Regions from separate parts of the Homo sapiens genome. Here region 2 is linked to region 1. A link is a loop called in an ENCODE intact Hi-C map of the cell type or tissue named here. Cell type or tissue: Calu3. All regions are shown on one strand.

Region 1 (5,000 bases):
TGAGGAGGCCAGCTGCCCCTGCCCCCTCTACATGCCAGCAGCTTTCTACAACTTTACAAGTCAGGCTTCACATCTCCTGTTTCACCTGCTGCTGGGGCTGCAGAGTGCCTCCCATTCTTCAATGTCATTTAACTCTGTAATTGTGTTACTTAACTCCGGAAAGCTTTGGGAGGCTACAGTTGGGATGAGAAAACGCTACCCAGAATAAGCACTCCTGGAAACCTTCATTCCAAGGTAATTGTCTCTGGAGATCCCCTGTATATTGAAAAGGCTTATGGAATTCCAAGCAAGGCCAGGCCTGAGGCTGTGAAAATGAGGCTGGCATTATCTGTAAACACACAGATAGGAAGCAGCTCTGTGCCTAGCAAGCCTGGCTTTCCTGGGAGGGATAATGCACATTTGGCTCTGGATGAGGATATGGGCCGAGAGTAACATGGGGCTGCTGAGCTCACTGGGGGATTCAGGGTGGGCGGGGACTGCCTGCAGAGCCCAATGCCCCCTCCCCGCCTGTTTCCTCCTCTCTAATGCTCAGTGTACCCTTGCAGCTCTCCACTGACTCTCTGCCCTGCACCAGGCAGTGTGCAAGGTGCTGGAATACTATGGTGAACAAATACAGGCACAGTCTCTGACAGCAAAAAATTTACAACCAATAGAGGAGGCGAACAAGTATCAGATTGCCAAAAAAAAAAAAAAAAAATTGTAAAATTGCACGTGTGCTGTGTTTATAGGGGGGTTATATATGTCACCATGAGAAGGTGGAACAGGGCTTGGGCAGAGCCTGGAAGGTCCACAGGAGTTTTCCCCAGATGAGACTCAGCTGCCTGAACAGGAGGGACCAGTGAGAAGGCCTGGGTGAGTATTCCCACAGAAGGTACAACATGTGTCAAGGCCCCGATGCAGGAGGGAGCTTGGTGCTTTTCAGGGGCTGTGGGAAGGCCAGAGTGGCTAGAACACACAGGGCCAGGAGCATGCTGTAAGATGAGGCTGGAGAGGCAGGCAGGTAGCAGAGGATGCAATGAACCAGACAGCAATCAGAAGGTCCTGAAGTATTTTCTACAGTGAATGTCCTACAGTATTGGACTTGTAATATCAATACAGCTAACACATATCTCTTCCTATGTATCAGGCACTGAACTAAGCCCTTTACATGTTACCTCACTCAGTATCCACAAAACCTCTATGAGATAGGTTACTATTATTATCCTTATTTAACAGATGAGAAAACTGAGGCACAGAGAGGTCAAGTAACTTGCCCAAGGTTGCACAGCAAGTAAGTGGCAGAGCCAGGATTCAAACCCACGTAATTTGGCTTCAGAGTCTGCATGCTGAATATGCAGCACATTCAATCGGCTCTAGTGAAGAAAAAGATTGAAGGGAGGCAAGAAAGGGCCCTCTGCATTTTTCTCCTCACTCCCTTGCCATGTATATCACCACACTCCAGGCACTCTGGTCTCCACCCCATCACTCCACCAATATCACTCCAGCCAAGGTCAGCATGACCTCCATGGTACAATAACCAAGGGGTGCCTAAGTCCTTGTGTTGCCAAACCTCCTAGCCTGCCATTCTCTCCAGTCCCTGCAGGGGCCCTCCTAATAAGGCCAAGGTCAAAGACATAACTGCTTCCCTCCACCTGCTCTGACCTGTGACTACATTGCCTGGGTCACTGGCACCAAGCCAAACTGGGTTCAAGTCCTCGCCCTGCCAGTTACTAACAGTGTGACCTTAGATAGCTGTGATATCCTCTCCCAGCTCGTTTTTCTTATCTGTAAAGTGGGGATAATAATTGCCAATTCAGAGATGTTATGAGGACAAAGGAAATAATACATATAATGCACAAAACACATTACCTGGAATAAAGCGGGTGCTCAATATTTCTAGCAAAACTCACTTACGCACCACAGCAACTATACCTGTCCTCCCTAAGAAATTATTCACGACTCCCACTCCTCTGCAGTCCAGCATGTGGGAGTCTGGCCCTCATGGTCTGCCTACTCCTGCAAGTTCAGCCCCATCTCCATCACTCCTCTCCCAGACACTGCCCCTCCCCTGCAGCCAGGCCAACTCAGCTGGCTCTCAACACACCTTGTACTTTTCTGCAGTTAAATTTACTCCACATCAAAAGTCCAAACATCAACTCCACCTACTCTTCAAGGTCTATTCAAAGTTTACCATCCTCATAAAACCTTCTCTGATCATCTTCTCAGGCATAAGCCCTCCCTTGTCTGTCGCCAAAGAGAGAAGGCAATGCTCATGCCACCCACCATGGCATATACTATAAATTTCCTTGTATTAGTACAGGATGCCTGGACTCACACTCCAACTCTGCCACCTATGAGCTGCGTGACCTTAACTTCTCTGTGCCTCAGTTTTTTCATCAGTAAAGTAGGGATAATGATAGTTCCCACCTCCATGGAGCTTCTATGGGAATTAAATGAGCAACCCACACAAAGCTTAGGCCTGACACAGATAACTCACAATAAATGTTAGCTCTTACTATTACTGCTGTTTACATTTGTGTGCATATCTTATCTCTACATTAGATAAACTTCTTGAAGCAGGGATCAAATCTTTGAAAAAATTTAACATAAACAACATTTCAAAACTGCCATTAGCCCTGTTTTGGAGACAAAGACGCTGAGACCCAGAGAGGTTCATCATTTGCTCAAATACACGCAGCTAGGACATGAAGAAAGCTAGCTTCAGACCCCCATGTACACATTCTCAGGACTGTGCGCTTGGCTTTCTTATTACTGCACTGTTCGCAGTGACTTTCCCCAAGAGGGCACACAGTCAGTCCCTAGTGAAGAGCCAGTGCAGCCAACAGCGTGGGTAAGGAGGGGACCCCCCCCCCAAACGTGGCCTGCCCTCGAGCCCCTTCTTGCTGGCAGCTGAAGCAGGCTGATTTCTGACAGATGCCTGTATGCAGGAGGGATTTTTGTCAGGAGGCTGGAACATTAGAACCAGATTCAGGTCATGCTGTGGATGCGATCAGACATCCTCCAACCTAAGGACTTGAAGCCGTAGGTTCCCCACTAGAGGGCGCCCTTCTCCCCTTGCCCTGCCCCAGACCCGGTTCCCTCTAACACCTTGGACGGTGTCATGTGGGACGCCCAACCAGAAGAGGAAGGGCCCCATGCTCCAATCTGGCTTAAAGCAGCTATCAGCGGAGGGGTGTTAATTACAGCCCGGGAAGGAATGGAGATGACAGGCCCAGGCTGAGCCAGAGGCCAGAAGACTGGCTCCACGGAGCTGCTTCCCAATTCTCCCCAGGCCCCAGTCCTTTTGTGCTGTGCATTTGAGCAGAATAACATCTGTATCTCAGCCCATTTCAAATTAGATTATCTGCTCACTTCCTGTCTTTTGATCAGTTTACCTGCGGGCGGCTTTCTCCCTCCCACCCGCACCTATTGAGATGCCCAGGGAACTTGCCAGGACTCACTGGGGTCACCGAGCTGCAGGGCAATGGGATCAGAAGGAGCCAGGGAGGCTCACTCCCACTCCTGGCCCACACGAGCATCCGCAGGGCTCATCCCTTAGACTTCAGCGTCACATGCCTGAGAACACACACATCTGCTCTCCTGCCACATGAGTCAGGCTGTCTGCCCACGCCACCCGCCGCGGGCTGGAGACAAAGAGAAACTCTTAGGGGTCACATGGCACCTGCAAAATATTTGGTGTCCTTGTCCACTGGGGAGACTGGATGCCAACCCCACCACCTCTCCCTTCTTTCAGAACCAGGATATAGGAACAAAGATCAGGGAATAAAGGAACAGTAAATAGCACCCAATTGTTCACCTGTGCCAACACACAGACACACACACACACACACATGTGCGCACACACACATACACGCGTGCACGCGCGCACACACACACACACACACACACACACACGTCTTTGCTAACCAGTGCGAGCCCATGTTTGTAGAAATCATCCCTGCTCACTGGGCCAGGCCTATCCACAGCAATGATTGAAGAGGCAGAGGCCCAGTGGAGCATTAGCATTCCTGGGAAAGTGGCAATGTCATCCGCAGGTCCAAGTGCTCCCTGGTGCTATTTCTCGAGGTTACAGCTTACTCTCGGGGCTGGATGAATTTCTTTAGAGTTAAATTAAAGTCCCCATGAAATATTTAGTTGGCTCGGCACAGGGCTGTGTTATTGGCCTATAGAGGGCAGATTTTAGGAACGAACCAGCGCTAAGGAAAGAAGGGGCTGGCAGTTCATTTGCAGGTGAAATTATGCGGCACAGAGGTCCAAGCTGACTCAAGAGGCCAAGCAGATACTATTTACCCTTGACCCTCTTGTTACAGGCTTCTATTCACTGGCCCACGAATCCTCAATCCTCTTGCTTTTTGGGGTCAGGCAGATGCATGTTTGAATCCCGACTCTGCCATTCACCAGCTGAGCAATTACCAGAAATCTGAGCTTCAGTTTCCTCATCTCTAAAATAGGCAAAATAATGTATACTTCTTAAGATTGTGGTGAGGGTTAAATTCAACTCCCTGTGTAAACAGAGCTCATGTGAGGTCCTGCTTCTTACAATCCCCTCTTCCCGTTGCAGCCAGAGGGGTCTTTGGGAAAGCTAAAGCAGACGATGCCATTTTTCTCCGTGTCGCCTTCTAGCTTTTTTTTTTTTTTTTTAAGACGGAGTCTTGCTCTGTCTCCCAGGCTGGAGTGCAGTGGTGCGATCTCGGCTCACTGCAGCTCCACCTCCCAGGTTCCAGCCATTCTCCTGCCTCAGCCTCCCGAGTAGCTGGGATTACAGTTGTGCACCACCATGCCCGGCTAATTTTTGTATGTTTAGTAGAAACACGGTTTCACCACGTTGGCCAGGCTGGTCTCTCACACTCCTGATCTCAGGTGATCCGCCTGCCTCGGCCTCCCAAAGTGCTAGGATTACAGGCATGAGCCACCATGCCTGGCCTGCCTTCTTAATATTTTTTTATGCCATGGACCTCTTTAACAGTCTGCTGATACCTGTTAACCTCTTATTTTAAAAT
Region 2 (5,000 bases), 180 kb before region 1:
GTGGGTAGGTGGATGGATGGGTGGGTGGATGGGTGGGTGGGTGGGTGGGTAGCTGGATAGATGGGTGGGTGGATGGACTAATGAACAGAGGCATTATTTCCTTCTTCTAATTTCTGTAGCTTCTACTCCTGGAAGTAGAAATATTATCAGAAATTCTGTTTTCTAAATATTTTTGGACACAAAAAAGCAGGAATTCATAAACCAGGATGTTTCTCTGAAAGTCCATGGTGAGTTTGCACATCTAAAGGGGTTCGATAGTTCAGAAAAGGCTCCAAACTTTGGGTGCCCAATGTGAAGGACATCCACCCAGGTTCAACTACAGCTTACTCACAGATACCCAAAGTCAGCTTTGATTCTCCTCAAATTCCTGCACGTTTTGCTGATGCTGGGAAGATTTTAGGAGAACTTTTGTTTCTTTTTTTTCTAATCATACTAGGAAGTACTGATTTACCCTCATAGGAACTTGGCAATACTCCAACTGCACCCATTCCTGTAGATCTACAAAGTGCAGAAGACAGAGCGAGAATAAGGATGAGAAGAAAAACATAAAGGGCGGGGGGAGGAAATGGCAACAACAACAACAAAAATAATGTTAAACAGGAGGGCTGCCTTCTGTCCCTCTGGCTCAGAAATCACTCAAGATCTTGGTCCATTTCGGAGTTGTTCAGAACGGATAACTGTGTGCACACTCCAGAAAAGGACTTCCAAAGCCACAAGGTAGTGAATGCAGTGTTTTAGCTTCTGATGTGATGAATGCACATGCTAAAATTACCTTGATCTCCATTACCCAGCGGAGAGATGTCAAAAGAGTAAGGCATCAGGAATGAGTCCGCCCCCGTGGCTTAAAAGCTTGCCTGTCAATCTACACTAAACAAACCCTGCCTTGCCACAGACAGAGGAAAAGCTTTACCCCTTGAGGTGCAGCCATTGGCTGGGTCAATTTCCTTTCCATCAACTTTAAATGCCCAGCGGCCTGGAACATTGACGTTTGTGGTCTCCTGGATATTCACGATCTCGGGGGTTCTTGACCCCGGGAGGCTGAAGAAATTGGTGAGGTTTCCACCATTAAATCCTGCCTGCAGCACAAAAGGAAGACAAGATTTTTGAGTACAAAAATTCCCCATGGGTTAACTGGCCCAACTACCTTATTTTTAAAATCCAGCACCTCTAAAATCAAGAGCCGTCTTTTCCTGGAGTCACTGGGGCCAGCATTCTAGGTGAGAAAGGACTGCCTAGTTCATTTCATAGCCGAGTCAGGGTGCCAAACATGGGCAGGACTAGCCTCGTAGTCCACCTGCGAGATCAGACCTGCGTCTCTAGTTAAAAGCTGGTGGCAGGATTCCCTCCAGGATGCTGAGCCACAGAAGCAGAGAGTGCAGCGACGGAAACACGCGGGGGATGAAGTGGAGAGCCACCTACCTGTGCCATCACTCCACCAAGACCTGTCAGGGGGTCGCCGCCACTCGCCGTCCCCGTGGTCCAGTTGATTTCGTAATAATTGAAGAGGGTGAATGTATAGGAGCCATCGGACACTAGGACGGCCTGGAAGGTGTTCACCTACAGGATGGGAATGCGCAGTCTCATGACTTGCACTCCCCAGGAGGTCCTGGCCCCAAGGAGGTCCTCCCTTCACCCTGCGCCCTCCCCACCCACAGGCAGCTCAGAGCTGCTCTGCAGCCAGGCCCTCCAGCTCTGACTCCTCTCTGAATTTGTTCTCGCCTCCGTTGGGAAAAGCAAGACATGTGGGACTGTGCTTCTAAAAGAGAAATTGCCTGAGATAAACCCAGAGTCTGACTCAGCGCCCACTTATATCTCTGACTTCTACCAGACAGAAAATTCAGAGGCCCGGCTAAGCGTGTGATAATATGAAAGCACCTATAGATGGCAGCATGAGAATAAACTACAGGAAAGACTCGGCCGGGGACCAGGATGCAACCACCGGTTCCCCTTGCAGAGCGGGTTGGAAGAGGGAGCAGATACCAGTCCGTGTGATTAAAGTGGCCATGCGGATTGCGCTCTCTCTCTTCCCGGAAAACAACATTAATCTTGATGAGATGTCTCCCCTTTTAAAAATGGAAGTGGGAAAGTGATTTTTAAAAAGCACTTTCTGGGGAGAAGTTACTCCTCTAATTGAGCATTTGTGCATCACTTTATTTCTGAAAATCGTTAACATTCATCTGTACCCCAGACCAACGCTAAGACGGGTGATCGTATTGGCCCACGCCTATCTTATAGTTAAGAAAACTAGGGACTGCGGGAAATGAGTTACTAGAAATTTCACAGTGACCCAGCAACAGAAAACGAGATTTGCGCCAGAGTTCCCAGTCCATCTCTCAGAGCACTGCCATTCCATGCTGTCTTCATTTTAAACTTTTTAGGATAGAGATGTTGCTTAAATTCATATGAAACTTGTAAATGGTTTTCAGAAATAAGCTGTAGCAAACCCTGTCCTTTATATTTTCCTCTTGCTAATCCTCACCCCTTGTCACATGTTTTCAAAAAATTTAATAGAAATAGAGTTAAAAGGAGAGGCTGCATTGACCTTTTTCTATTCAAACCTAGCACTTTTCCCAGCTGCCTGACACTCTGTCTGATGCAGAGGAAGACACAAATCCTTATCCTGTGTAATCAAACTGGGGTAGAGGATCTTGGAAGCCCCAAATCTCCCCATTCTAGATGATCCCAGAAAGGGAGGCAAGCTATGAGTAAGAACAGCCCTTTTTGTAAAGAACTTTTCTTCCCATGCTCTGTGCTGGCCACGGCTGATGGCGTTTGTGATAGACTTGCTCAGGTAAACGCCTTCAGTCTCTGGCCCCATTCAACAGAAGAGGACAGTGGGACACAGAGATGAGTGAGCAGTAGGCTCAAGATTGCTGTAAGGTCACCAGCAGGCTCTTGTTCAAGGGACAGGGGCAAAGTCAAAGTCACACAAGGACTAAAGCTAGAGCCTCCTTCAGACCAAGATTCTCCTTCAGAAGGGAATTCCTTCTCCCACAGTGAAGCTGGAAATATCTTTGGTCCAAGCAGATCTCAAGAGCAATCCATTTCCAACCCCTGAAGTCACCTCTAAACCAACCAGCCATACCAGTGACACCCCAGAGGCTGACTGCCACCCGCACGCACCTCAGCTCACTCTTACACATTCTCACACTACAGAATTCTTCAACGTTCATTCCAAGACTCTTCTGGATAAAAAAATCTTTTTTGCTTCTGAGGACTTCAGCAATACCCGCAGGAGGCAGCTGAAGAAAGAAGAGTCTGGGATTTGGAGTTGGAAGACTTTGGTTTGAACCCTGCTCTGTCTCCTAGGAGATTTGAATCCTATTCTTTTTCTTGCCACTTGAACGAGATACTTGGCCTCTCCCGGCCTGTTCCCTTCCCTTGAAATTGGAGACAGTACTTGTCCGGGAACATTTTGGGGAGGGTTAAATGATATGCAAAAATAGCCTTCAGCACCAGACACATAGTAAACCCTCAGTAAATATTAGTTTTCCTTCCTTGAAGTAAACATGTCCCTTTTCCTTCCCTTCTGTTGGCGTCGCATGAGAATTTTTGCCTTTGAAAGACCTCTCAAGCCCAGTGTTTAGCTGGCCTGATCATATGTGTTTCTATACAGAAGGGGAAACATGGAATAACGGGATGAAAGAGGTGGGGCCAATTTCAAAGATGGGGATGGATGGACACTTTTGCAGCTCCAGAGAACTACATCATCTTTTTTTACTCCAAGGAGCTCAAAGCACTTAGATGTTACTTCATTCATCCTCACAGAAAGAGTTCTCACCTAGTTCAGAAATATACTCCAAAGTATAAGCCAGAAAGTATCTAAATTATCTTGCCATTTTTATTGCCAATGGAAGTTTTTTTGAAAAACTGGTGGTCAGCATTTGATAGGCATTTCTTCCCCCAACCCCATGACACTAAAATTTATCAATTGCTGGCATCCCACATTCTAACGCTGTAAGATATGAGGCTTAAAGGACATAAAACATCACCCGAGGAGTCGTTAGCGATCTATAACGTGACAGAGGGAAATGTGTGCTTCTTTAGAGGTTATTTCTAGCCAATGCATCGCTGTTTAAACTTGTGTCTTTCTGTTCTACAGAACCTCTTAGCGATAAAGTGCTTCTTGATGCTCTGGCTAGGAGGTGCTAAAACATAATGTGTTCGTGGTGTCGCAGCTGTGAACTGCAAGCCCAGCACTTTTTCACCTCTCTCTAACTCAGTCGTTTTTGTTCCACCCCTCCACAATTGACTCGTTGCCAAGGAAATTGGAAAACAGATGGAATTGGAAATAATCCTAAGTAAGTGGAGGGCAGATTTTTTGAGTGTCTTTGCTTACTAGAAATTATACAGTTGAAGATGTGTCTACTACTTCAAAACTCTCCACTGGCAAAGTCACCCAAACAAGCTGCAGGCTTTTGTGAAAACTGCATTCTGTCCCTTTATGTAGAAAGTTGATTATCTCTGCAATAATGGCAGTGATAATCTTTCTTATCTGACTTTTATTTGACTGCTTATTTGGGATTTCAGAGCAGATGTTGAAACTTTATTCATGAAATGCTTTCACTGCCCACTCTAATTAACATCAAATATGAATAATTTCAGCCCTGGTAACAATAAAAAAGATGTCACAACATAATAAAATGAGCCAGATCATTTGGGCCCAAACTTGGAACGCTATTTTTCTCTTCCAACCAAATTTTACTGGGGAGAGAGGGAGGAAATCAGGGATGGAGAGAGGCACTTGTACCTCGGGCAAGAGAAAAGGACCTTTGGGTCCCTAGATGGGTCCCTAAGCATGTGGCCTGGAATGGGTCTCAGTGCCTCAAGCACTCTCCTGCAAAACAGCAATGTCACTTACAGCAGGAAAGTTTTTGAGGGTTTTTTTTTAGGCATTAGTGATGATTTGTGATAGGGGTGACATATCTTCTGAAATATTACAGCTGACTGGGCTGGTTAACTGTGATAGTTCCCTCTGTTTCCTGCAAAGTGGGTAGCAA

What was found. Peaks named below come from ENCODE experiments on the same cell type or tissue, not always from the same donor. Only the 100,000 strongest peaks of a DNase experiment are listed, where the experiment ranks them.
Region 2: a loop joins it to region 1, with 3 times the contacts of the local background. A loop is called at or near these places in 34 of 110 quality-filtered maps.

The regions. Positions count from the first base shown.
Region 1 is chr11:120,927,855-120,932,854 of GRCh38, reverse strand. All of the region lies in intron 13 of GRIK4 (glutamate ionotropic receptor kainate type subunit 4), which reads right to left. Among named protein-coding and RNA genes, the nearest start is that of TBCEL, 94 kb to the left of the region's middle. RefSeq lists a silencer at 2,978-3,027. In Calu3, no CTCF peak of the experiment used is centred here; a DNase peak (open chromatin) is centred at 3,044.
Region 2 is chr11:121,109,629-121,114,628 of GRCh38, reverse strand. It overlaps TBCEL-TECTA (TBCEL-TECTA readthrough), which reads right to left. Exons shown (of 30, transcript NM_001378761.1): 11 at 1,420-1,557; 12 at 911-1,076. TECTA (tectorin alpha) reads right to left here. Exons shown (of 24, transcript NM_005422.4): 5 at 1,420-1,557; 6 at 911-1,076. Among named protein-coding and RNA genes, the nearest start is that of TECTA, 11 kb to the right of the region's middle. In Calu3, no CTCF peak of the experiment used is centred here; a DNase peak (open chromatin) is centred at 1,918.